Linked DNA regions of Mus musculus: region 2 is linked to region 1. Evidence: chromatin loops called from intact Hi-C (ENCODE). Cell type or tissue: gastrocnemius. All regions are shown on one strand. Links, peaks and the distances in the headings refer to the core of each region. The heading gives the core; the rest is flanking DNA.

Region 1 (5,381 bases), core at 269-5,268:
TTGCCACAGGTAGGGACTGAGGGATACTGGGAGTACCTGGAGGCTAGGTCCACTTTTATATGTTAAATAGGCACCATAGCTGTTTGTCCTGAGTCTGAAACCCAAGTGGTCTTTCTTTGAAACCCTCGATGTCCTGGAACTGTCTCTGTAGACCAGGCTGGCCTTGAACTCAAAGAGATCCTTGTGTTTCTGCCTCCCGAGTGCTGGGATTAAAGGTGTGTATCACTACTACCTGGCAAGACCACAACTCCTCATTCCTCCTCAACAGTTCTACCAACTGGGACCAAGTATTCAAACACAGGATCCTATGGGGGCCATTTCCATTCAAGTCACACAGGGCCCATTTTAATAACCTCAGTTTTGTTTATGTTTAAAAAAAACTTTTAATAAGTGAATGTGTCTGTGTCTTGTGCAAGTCAGCCTGTGGGAGCCAGTGGTGTGAGATCTCCTGGAGCAGCATAAACTCTTAAACTCATAAACTGTGAGCCAGCTCTCTACCAGCTCCCACTCCGCATCCCCCGCTCCACAATCTTTGTATTTCTTAGAGATCGGATTCACTCTGTAGCCAAGTCTGCTTTGGAACTCACCATGTAACCTAGGCAGGCTGGCCTCAAAACTGGGTCAAATATTCTGGATCAGCTTCTGAATAATTTGATTAGCCCTGTTAGGACCCTAAATTCACTACCTGGTGGTGGTGGGGGCTGGGGGTGTGTGCATGCAGCGGCAGGCAGATCTCTGTGAGTTTGAGGCCAGCTCAGTCTACAGAGTGAGTTCCTATGGTGGGGGTAGGGATGGAGAAGATCCTAGATTCAGTAGCCAATCATGATACTACATACCTATAATCATGGCACTCAGGGGGCTGAGGCTGGAGGATTATGAGTTTCAGCCCATCTGGGTTACATGGCAAAGACCGTTCCCCAAGAAAACCCAAACCAAGCCAGGTGGTGGGGCTGCACCGCTTTAATCCCAGCACTCGGGAGGCAGAAGCAGGAGAATCTCTGTGAGTTCCAGGACAGCCAGGGACACACAGAGAAGCGCTGTCTTACAAACAACAACAAAACCCAAACAAGCAAACAAACAAAACAGGCAAGGTTGACGCCTCAGGAAGCAAAGGTGCTTGACATGGAGAACCGAAGAACCTGAGCTTGAACTCCAGAGCCTATGGTGGAAGGAGACAAGTGATTCAACTGACTTCTGACAGTTGTCCACCGACCTCCAACTGCATGCCACGGCACACCCATGTCCACACATCTCACACACACACACACAGAGAGAGAGAGAGAGAGAGAGAGAGAGAGAGAGAGAGAGAGAGAGAGAGAGATTAAACATTTAAAAAACAATAAGAAATGCTATTTCCAGGCTGGTGAGATGGCTCAGTGGGTAAGAGCACCCGACTGCTCTTCCGAAGGCCCAGAGTTCAAATCCCAGCAACCACATGGTGGCTCACAACCATCCATAACGAGATCTGACTCCCTCTTCTGGAGTGTCTGAAGACAGCTACAATGTACTTACATATAATAAATAAATAAATCTTTAAAAAAAAAAAAAGAAATGCTATTTCCAAGTAAGGCCACATTTCATGGTACTGGGGTTAAGAGAGGCATATCTTAACCATCTCTCCAGCTGGATGAGGGTGTTGCTGTGGACCTCCAGGGTGTGAAGGTATTCATCATCAGGGCCAAATATGTAGTCTTCCTGGTCCTCTTCCATGTCAAACACCAGTGGGCTGTAGAAGTAGTCAGGCACATTCCACCATCCCTTCCTGCAGAGGTCACTCATTCCTGTCTCCTGTAGACGCCTACTTGCCTTAGAACAAAGCAATTCCAGACAGCTGGTTGCTCCGTAGAAAGGCAATTCTGGCTTCAGGAGCTATATATGTATGCTCACTCCCAAGGAGCAAGCTTTGACCCACCTTAGGGAGGAAACTCAAATGCCTCTAGCTTCTCTCTTCGAAACTCCCTGTGATTACTCTTAGATAATATGTTGAGTCTTCACTTGAAGGTCCAAACACCTAAAATTTTCTTCTTTATAATGTCAAAACTTCTGGAGCAGATCTACAGACCATGGAGTAGAAAAGTCCCTGGAGGCTGGTGAGGAATGAATGAGCTGGAGGAGGAAGATCTCTACATGGTTTTCCCTCCTTGAGACAGGACCTTCTGTAGGGATGTATCAGCCAGTATGACTGAGCTCTCTCTAGGAGCCATTATTATGCCAGGATAGCTGGGGAGGTTTGGGGAAATCATATTCTAACAAGGATGCTTCCTTAAACGTCACAATTTAAACCTTTGCATCCCAAGGCCTGTTTCCCTCCATAAAAATAGATGCAAAGGCAAAGTAAACTGCACTCCCATCACTCTTTTTTTTTTTTTTTTTTTTGGTTTTTTTTCGAGACAGGGTGTCTCTGTATAGCCCTGGCTGTCCTGGAACTCACTTTGTAGACCAGGCTGGCCTCAAACTCAGAAAATCCGCCAGCCTCTGCCTCCCGAGTGCTGGGATTAAAGGCGTGTGCCACCACGCCCGGCTTTTTTTTTTTTTTTTTCCCCTTCACTCTTAAAACTACACCGCCATCTTGCTACTTTGTTGCCTGTGATGGTGCTGTGTGCCTTTGCAACTATATCTCTGTCCAGGGATCACGTGGGTTGTTCAAACTTTATTTAGTTTGCTTTATCATATTCGATACCTACTCTGCTCACGCTCATATGATGCTATAGTAGTTAATACTAAGTGAATAGCCACAAGACATCTCAGTAGTCACAAAAAGCAGTTGCTAGAGTCCAAACTACAGCAACAGGCTCCCTCAGAGACAAGATGCTAGCATGCGTTTCTAAGCTAAAGTGAGTGGTGCCACCTTGTGGCAATGTTTTGTAAGCACAGTTGTAAGTCATTCCATACCAGTAACTTTGAAATTGTTCAATGCTTGAGATAAGTTTGGGGGAGTGTTTGTATTATTTCTTTACTTGCATAAAAATGTATTTGATTAATATGCTTATGTAAATACTATGTTAAAGTAGCACCATTCATATTTGCATATGGTGTCTAGGACCAAAGGATTGGAACTTGGTCTTGTAGCTCATGCCCCAGCAGAGACAAAAGCTTTTGAGTCACTGTCCCTCCTGTTTGAGGTCCCATGAGAGCTGGGGAGTACAATTCCCTGAGAGCAGTTGGGCCTGAGCATAAAAACCCATCAATAAGGAGCAGGTGACAGAGCCACAGCTGCGTAATTTGTCTCTTTGCTCTTCTGCAGCCTATTCAGTGATGATCTATTTGTCCCAGGGAATGGATGGTGGCAGGTTTGTCCATATTTTACACTTAGGAACCTGCCTACTTCTCTCTGCCCAGTGCAACTCATCTGTCTCTGTCCTCGGTTCCTCTCATTTCATTCCACGAGTGGACAGCAGGCCTTGGCAAAGAGTTATGAAGGTGGATTCTAAGAGGGTGGTTTTGGAAAGAAATGAAGAGAAGAAGGGGAAAAGGGAGGGAGGGAGGGAGAGGAAGAGGGAGAGAGGGAGGGAGGCTGAGACTGTTCCCTGCATGGGGGGGGGATGGTTGGGAAAACAGGAGAGAGAGAGAGAGAGAGAGAGCGAGCTAGCGAGCTCAGATTTGGGGTTGGGCAGAAAGGGACCTCAGAGAGCAGGGGATGATGGGAAGGTAGATGGAGAAGGCATGAGACAGGAGGAATTTGAGGTCCTGAGGAGGCTTGCTTGTAGAACGTACATTGAGGAGACTGGGGTAAAGCTCTTGCTTAGCTTTCCTGTTGCTCTGGGCTCTGCCTTTAGGCTGAGCTTGAGAAACTGAGTCTGATCTAAATCACCAAGCTGGACCTCATTCGAGATCCAATTGTAGTAGCCAGCTTCCAATATGCCCTTGGCCTTTTTGGATATTTGCATTCACATACTTGGTGCTAGGAATTGAACCTAGGGTCTGTGAATTCCTCGGTGAGTGTTCAACCGATGAGCTGTATCTGAAAGACTCTGAGAGGAGCCCCTCGCTCAGGCCTCAGGACAATAGTGGACACCCAAGAACTCACGATAGACCGAGCTTGTTGTAAACCACATGAGGCTTTATTCGGGGAAAGCCAGAGCTCTGGGGACGACTCATATCCCACGCAGGGGTAGAGGAGTCGACCTCGAGAGGAAAGGGGTCCCAGTTTTTATAGACCCTCAGGGGAGAAAGGAGAAGGGGGGAGTAGGGGATTTCCAGATCTAAACAATGTCTATTCTCAAGAAATGGGTATGGGAGGGGTACAAGGAAAGAGTCTGGTGCAGGTGTAGCAACTCCAGATTGGCCGGGCTGTGGTTGCTGGGGAGATTTTCTGACTGTTCCCCAGCAACCAATATCACAACACCTGGCAATGGGCTTCATCAGTGGGCACACACATGGGTTCAAGGAACGGTCAAAACATTGGCAGACACACAGGTTCAAGGAGTGGCCAGAGCATTGTGCGCCTCTATTTTTCTAAATCAGTGAAGCTAGTTCTGCTAACAGTGACATCTATATTGCCAATTTCAGGGCTTCTGTGACCTTTTACATTCTGTCAGGATCTTTCATATCCTCCACCCTCTTTTAACTTTTTTAGTTTGAGACATGGTCTCACTAAATTATGCAAGCCAGCCTCAAACTCACTCTGCTGCCCAGAGATCCTGTGCACTCAAGATCCTCCCAACTCAGCCACCTCACAGCTGGGATTACAGGCTGGGATGGTTTGTATATGCTTGGCCTAGGGCATAGCACCATTAGGAAGTGAGGCCTTGTTGGAGTACGTGTGTCACTGTGGGCATGGGCTTTAAGACCCTCATCTAGCTGCCTGGGAGCCAGTCTTCTCCTGTTTGTTTTCAGAACAAGATGTAGAACTCTCAGCTCCTCCTGCACCATGCCTGCCTGGATGCTGCCATGCTCCTAGCTTGATGATAATGGACTGAACCTCTGAATCTGTAAGCCAGCCCCAATTAAATGTTGTCCTTATAAGAGTTGCTTTGGTCATAGTGTCTGTTCACAGCAGTAAAACCCTAAGACACAGGCCCAGCTGGCATTCCCACTCTTGTAACGTCCACTCCCACACTGATCAGGCTTAAGGTGTAACCAATCGGATGTGCAGGAATGACTGAGTGCAACCTATTTCTAAGTCCTTGACTATATCAGCTTACTCACTCTTTGATCTCTTCTTAGTCTGGAGAAAACCAGTATCTATGAGGAAATACCCAAACAGCCATCTAGAGCAAGAACTGAGGGCCCCTGATATGAAATTAAATTATGACCTGCTGTGGATGGGTGCTCTCCATCCTTAGTTTGTTCTTCAGGTGACCACAGCCTGAGCCAACATCCTGAGTGCAACCTTTTAGGCATCCCTGAGTTTGAGGTCAGCCTGGTCTACAATGTGAGTT
Region 2 (5,381 bases), core at 70-5,069, 430 kb before region 1:
AAAGACAGCAGAACCTTTAAGAGACAGAATCTAGTGGAATGACACTAGGTTGTCGAGTGTCTCCTCCCCACCCCCACTCCTGGCCTTGACCTCTGTGGTGTGCCGCCGCTCTGCTCTGCCACATGTTTTCCCTGCATGTCTCCATGATGTTCTGTCTTGATACTGAGTCAAAAACAATAGAAGCAACTTCTGAAACTGTGAGCCAAAATAAATCCTCCTTCCTTTTAAGTTTATTATCTCATATATTTTGTCCTCCCCACAGGAAGTGACTAATACATTCTTCCCCAGACTCTCAGCATCAAAGCTTCTTTCAGATATCTCCTCTCTGGTTCTGAAAACTACAAGCTTCCTAATTGCTTCAGGAAGTCCATGCCTAACAAAGAACCTTCTCTTTAAACGTCGTTTTGTTTCTGATTTCTTTTACTCTAGTAAGCAGGAAACAAGTACCCAGTGCATAACTTTATAATTGGTCTTGATTTTCTGAATATCCCCATCCATTAGGCATTAAAATGAAGAAATACTTTCCCAGAGTGTTATGTGCCAATTAGCTGATAAAACTGCTGCTGAAGAAATTTTAAATTAAGTAACTCACTAAATGGTCATTGATTTTTCTATTTAATTCTTAACAAATACCTTAGACGCCTTCAGTGTTCTGGTGTTGTGAGAGAGCTGCGCAGTAGCCATCGTGAGAATGAATCAGGATTCTTTCAACAATTCCAACCTGTTAAAAAAAAAATTAGAGACTTTCCCTAACATAATACTTACTATCTTGTCTTTCCAAAGATGTAAGTGAACCCTAAAACCAAAAATTAAAATCAATTACAGTTAAGTATAGACAATTTCTCAGACTGTCCTGTTACAAGAAAAATTTACCAAGCCTAATTTTGTAAATACAAAGGAAAAACAGAGCTAAAATAGTTCTTCTTAGCCCTATCAAAATTGCAAAAGTGAATCTGAATTAGAAAAATTCTTATTTTGAATTTTCCAAATGAGAGCTGTGTAAGTTAACTGTAATTTTGGTAGCAAATTTTAATAACCACTTGAATTTTCACTATAAGCTTTTACTAAATCTGGCATAAAGTCTCTGCATTAAATTTCATCAACTCAATAAAATCATAAAATAATTTATTCATTCATAAACACATTCTCAGAAGAAAATTAAGTTATAAGTCACCTAAGCCCTCAACAATGTATCCCATTCATCTTTGTTGTGCCCTCAAAGAGGAGCTGTCTTCTTGTGTTCAGCTGGGCTCAGAACATTTTTTAGGTTAACTTCAGACTTGTTTACAAACTCAAAACTTTCTCCAAAAAGGAACATAATAAGCGCTGGTGAAGAGATGGAGAATTAAAATCCTCACCACTGCTGACTGGAATGTAAAACGGCCCAGCAGTATACAGTTCCTCACATTTCTAAGCAGTTACACCGGTATCCAGCATTTCCACTTCTAAGTGTACAGCCAAAAGAAATAAACAGGGAGGAAGGAGCAGGGAGTGCCTCCAACACGTGTACACCCACAGGCACAGCAGCACTCTTCTTCACGGTCAAAGGTGGAGATGATCCAATGCCTATCAGCAGACAAACAGACAAACGAACACACAGCCAAGGGCAGTGGCATGCACTGGATGCCCACCTACAGTGCAAGCTGGGGCAGGGCAATCATTTGAGCACAGGAGTCTGTCAGCCTGGACTAGACCCCATCTCAAAAAAAAAAAAAAAAAAAAAGGAGCAGATAAACAGATAAACAAAATGTGTTTGTGATATTTAAGGGCTACTCAATCTTTAGAAAAGGATGAAATTGTGGTAACATGACACAATGTAAATGAACCTTGCAAGCACAATTCTAGGTTAAAATTAGACAACGCTAGATACAGAAGGACAAATACATGTGCTTACATATGAGAACCTACATATAAGCAAACATATACAGACAAAAAGTAGACGAGAGGTTATCTGGACTCGGGTGGGGATAGAAGAAATGGCAGTTTACTAGGAGAGTTTCTGTTCATGATGATGAGATGTTTTGGAAACTGCAAATGGGTAGCAATTGTCACCTGACAGCTGAGTATGACTAGACTAAACATGGAGAATGGCTGACATGGTCAGTCCCCCAGTATGCACATAGATCACAATGAAGAACACAGTGGAGGTGGGGAAATCCACAACGATACTGCCGAGTCTGGGAAAACATTTTTTATTCACCCTTTTTTTTTGCTTCGGTGGAATTTTTTTAAAGTAAATCTTCCCTTTTCTTTCTGAAGGCCTTAATTTTATTTCAGTCGGAGGCCTTACTTGAAATAACCTGTTTAAAGAAAGTCCATTCTGGCTCACTCAGGGCAATCTGTTACCTGTTATATTATCAATTAAGACAAGATTCTGGAAGATTTTTGCAAATAAGAGGTTAGAATTATTTGGAGACATTGCCACAAGGTGGTGATAGAGACTATAAACAGATACTATTGAATTTCTCTTAGATTATTTCTTCAAGCAGCACTAGGGGACACTAGTACAATATTTCTACAGGAGACTGAGATCTACCTAGCGGTCCTTGAGTAGTCTTTAAAGGCTGTTTTCTTTTAGAGTATAACTGTTGAGTCTGACTCACAGCATCTCCTTTATACTGTAAGAAAGAAGGAAGAAGGAAAGTAGCGATAAGGGTTTAAGTTCCAGTTCTATCCCATTAGAATATAACCTCCTACCGGAGAAGCAGTAATAGAAGGAATAATGGTTTTTAAATCACTTTTTATATTGCTAGGATTTTAGCCAATCTTTTTAGATCATAAGATATTTCCAGGGGCATCCGCCCATGAGAACACCACGTAGTTAGGTACCTGCATTTTTAGAATATATGGATGACCCAGATGAAATTTATAGTACTGAAAAACAATTCTACCAGGGCTGTTGCATCTGAAAAGGAATTTAAAAATATTTATAAAACAAGTAAAATTCAATTTTATGCAACACAAATGGATATGTAAGAAAAATCAGCCAACAATGCAATCTAGCAAAAGTAGGCTTTGTAATTATGAAATTTGGGTTCAAATTTGGATTCTATTACCTAGCAGTTGTATAACTCTGGTTAAATTAATTCCTATGAGATTTGGTTTCTGTTTTTGTAACCATAAATACAGACCCAACTTTCAGGTCTTGCTCACTGTACACCTGGAATAGTAACATAGGCCAGGGTTTAAACACGTGAACTTTCTGAAACAAACTACCTAAGATCACATCTCAGTGGGCAGTTTACTATGTAACCTTGGACAAGATGTGGGCCCCAGTTTCTCCATCTGTACAGAAAACAGTGTCTACTTCACAGTTATTTCAACATTAAATCTATTAAACTAATATGGTACTTAGAACAGTTTTTTATATACACTTCATTAATGTAAGAAAGTATGTTTGCTTTCAAAACAAAGCACCTGCATATTAAGTCTTCCTCTCCTGGTGTTTCCCAGCCTCGGCTCCTCCCACCATCCTCCAGCCTTTTTCTCCTGCCTTTTCCTCCTGCCTCTTTTCCTCCTGCCTTCTTGGGATTCCTCAAGTTTCTGTCCTAGTAGTCTTCTGTTATTTTTTTGTTTGTTTGTTTGTTTGTTTAACGGTTTTTCTATGTGTTTGTTTGTTTGTTTGTTTGATGATTTTTCTATGTAGTCCTGGCTGTCCTGGAACTCACTCTGTAGACTAAGCTGGCCTTGAATTCACAAAGATCGCCCTGCCTTTGCCTCCTGAGTGCTGGGACACAAGGTGTCCACCACCACTGCTCAGCTTTTTTTAAACTTCTAAACATAGCCACTGAACAAACAAATATACTCCCATTATTTCAATTACTATTTCTAGTCTAATGATTTGTGTGTGTATATTCCCAACCCAGGTCATTCTCATGAGTTACTGATCTACAATTCTGCCCATTAGACAATTCCCACTTTGATGGTCTTAGCATGTCCAAATGCTAATTCTTTCCCCTCAAACCCTCTGTTTCCTAGCGAATGGCATCATCAAGTACTTAAGTCACTCAGTCTGAAAATGTATGACTCAACTCTGCCCTATTTCTTTGTTCAGTCAACTTAGTATTTCTCAAATGTGTCAGCTGCTCACTTTTTCCACACTGTTGTCTGCTGATACTGGGGAGGGGTCTTCTTTCCTTGTTATTGTTGAGGCTGCTTTTGTTGTTTTGTGGAATCTCACTACGTGGCTCCAGCTTCCTCAAACTTGCTCTATAGTCCAAGCAGCCTTGAACTTGAGATGATTCTGCTGGCTCCACTTCAGAAATGCTCGGGTTACAGTGAGCCCTTACACTGGGTCTGCCATCTCTACTTTAGATCAGATCAGCCTCATCTTTTGCCTGAATTGTTGCAACCACCCATCTGCCTGTTGCTGTGCTCAGCCATCTCCCTTCTACGTTTCAGCTAGACTTTTCTCATTACTACCTTAACTGTCTTATTATTTCCAAACTGAAGTACTTAACATAGCTCCCCAACTACCCTCAGGAAAAAAATAAAATAAAAACTCTTTACCATTGTTTCAAGATTTGCCTCATGCCCTCCTAATTTCTTCAATCATTTCCCCTGATATTTCTTTTTTTTTTTTTAAAGGTATATCTTTCTTTTTTTTTTTTTTTTTTTTTACGATTTATTTATTATTTTATCTAAGTACACTTTAGCTGTCTTCAGATGCACCAGAAGATGGCGTCAGATCTCATTATGGATGGTTGTGAGCCACCATGTGGTTGCTGGGATTTAAACTCAGGACCTCCGGAAGAGCAGTTGGTGCTCTTAACCGCTGAGCCATCTCTCCAGCCCTCCCCTGATATTTCTTATGCACCAGTCATTTGTACAGCTTTACTTTCTCTTAGCAATATTCTTCTGGTCTGAAACATCCTCTTCTACTTCAAATTACTATCTCCTGGACATGGTTTAGTTTTTCAAGAAACAATGCCCCGATTTCTACTACCACCTCTGCCAAGCTCAAGTTATGTCCTCATTGCAATACATAGTATATTATATCTATTTTGTGTATGTGACTACTTATTGTGAATTAAATTAAGAGTAAAATTATATCTGTTGAGCTTGGTATTTTTGAAGGTTTGTTTGTATGTTTGTTTGTTTTTTTAAGTGCTCCAGCTTCAATGAGAGTTCCTGTCTTTAAAAAAAAAAAAAAAGGGTAAAGGAGCTGGGGAGATGGCTCAGTGGTTAAGAGCACAGACTGATCTTCCAGAGGATACAGGTTCAATTCCCAGCACCCACCTGCAGCTCACAACTGCCTGCAACACCAGACCCAGTAAAGTTGATGCCCTCTTCGGCCCTCAGTAGGCACTAGGCCCCCACATACATAAAGCAAAACACCTATACAAGTTAAAAAATAATAATACAAATAAAAACCATTTTTT

What was found. Hi-C counts contacts between places; a loop is a spot of excess contacts. Peaks named below come from ENCODE experiments on the same cell type or tissue, not always from the same donor. Only the 100,000 strongest peaks of a DNase experiment are listed, where the experiment ranks them.
Region 2: a loop joins it to region 1, with 6 times the contacts of the local background. A loop is called at or near these places in 16 of 42 quality-filtered maps.

What each region holds. Positions count from the first base shown.
Region 1 is chr11:4,863,230-4,868,610 of GRCm38, forward strand. It overlaps the pseudogene Gm17793. Among named protein-coding and RNA genes, the nearest start is that of Nipsnap1, 8.0 kb to the right of the region's middle. In gastrocnemius, for the core only: a CTCF peak has its summit at 2,864 (motif pointing left); a DNase peak (open chromatin) is centred at 2,842.
Region 2 is chr11:4,434,369-4,439,749 of GRCm38, forward strand. Hormad2 (HORMA domain containing 2) reads right to left here. Exons shown (of 11, transcript NM_029458.1): 2 at 634-721. The coding sequence starts at 684. Among named protein-coding and RNA genes, the nearest start is that of Hormad2, 4.0 kb to the right of the region's middle. In gastrocnemius, for the core only: a CTCF peak has its summit at 2,436 (motif pointing right); no DNase peak of the experiment used is centred there.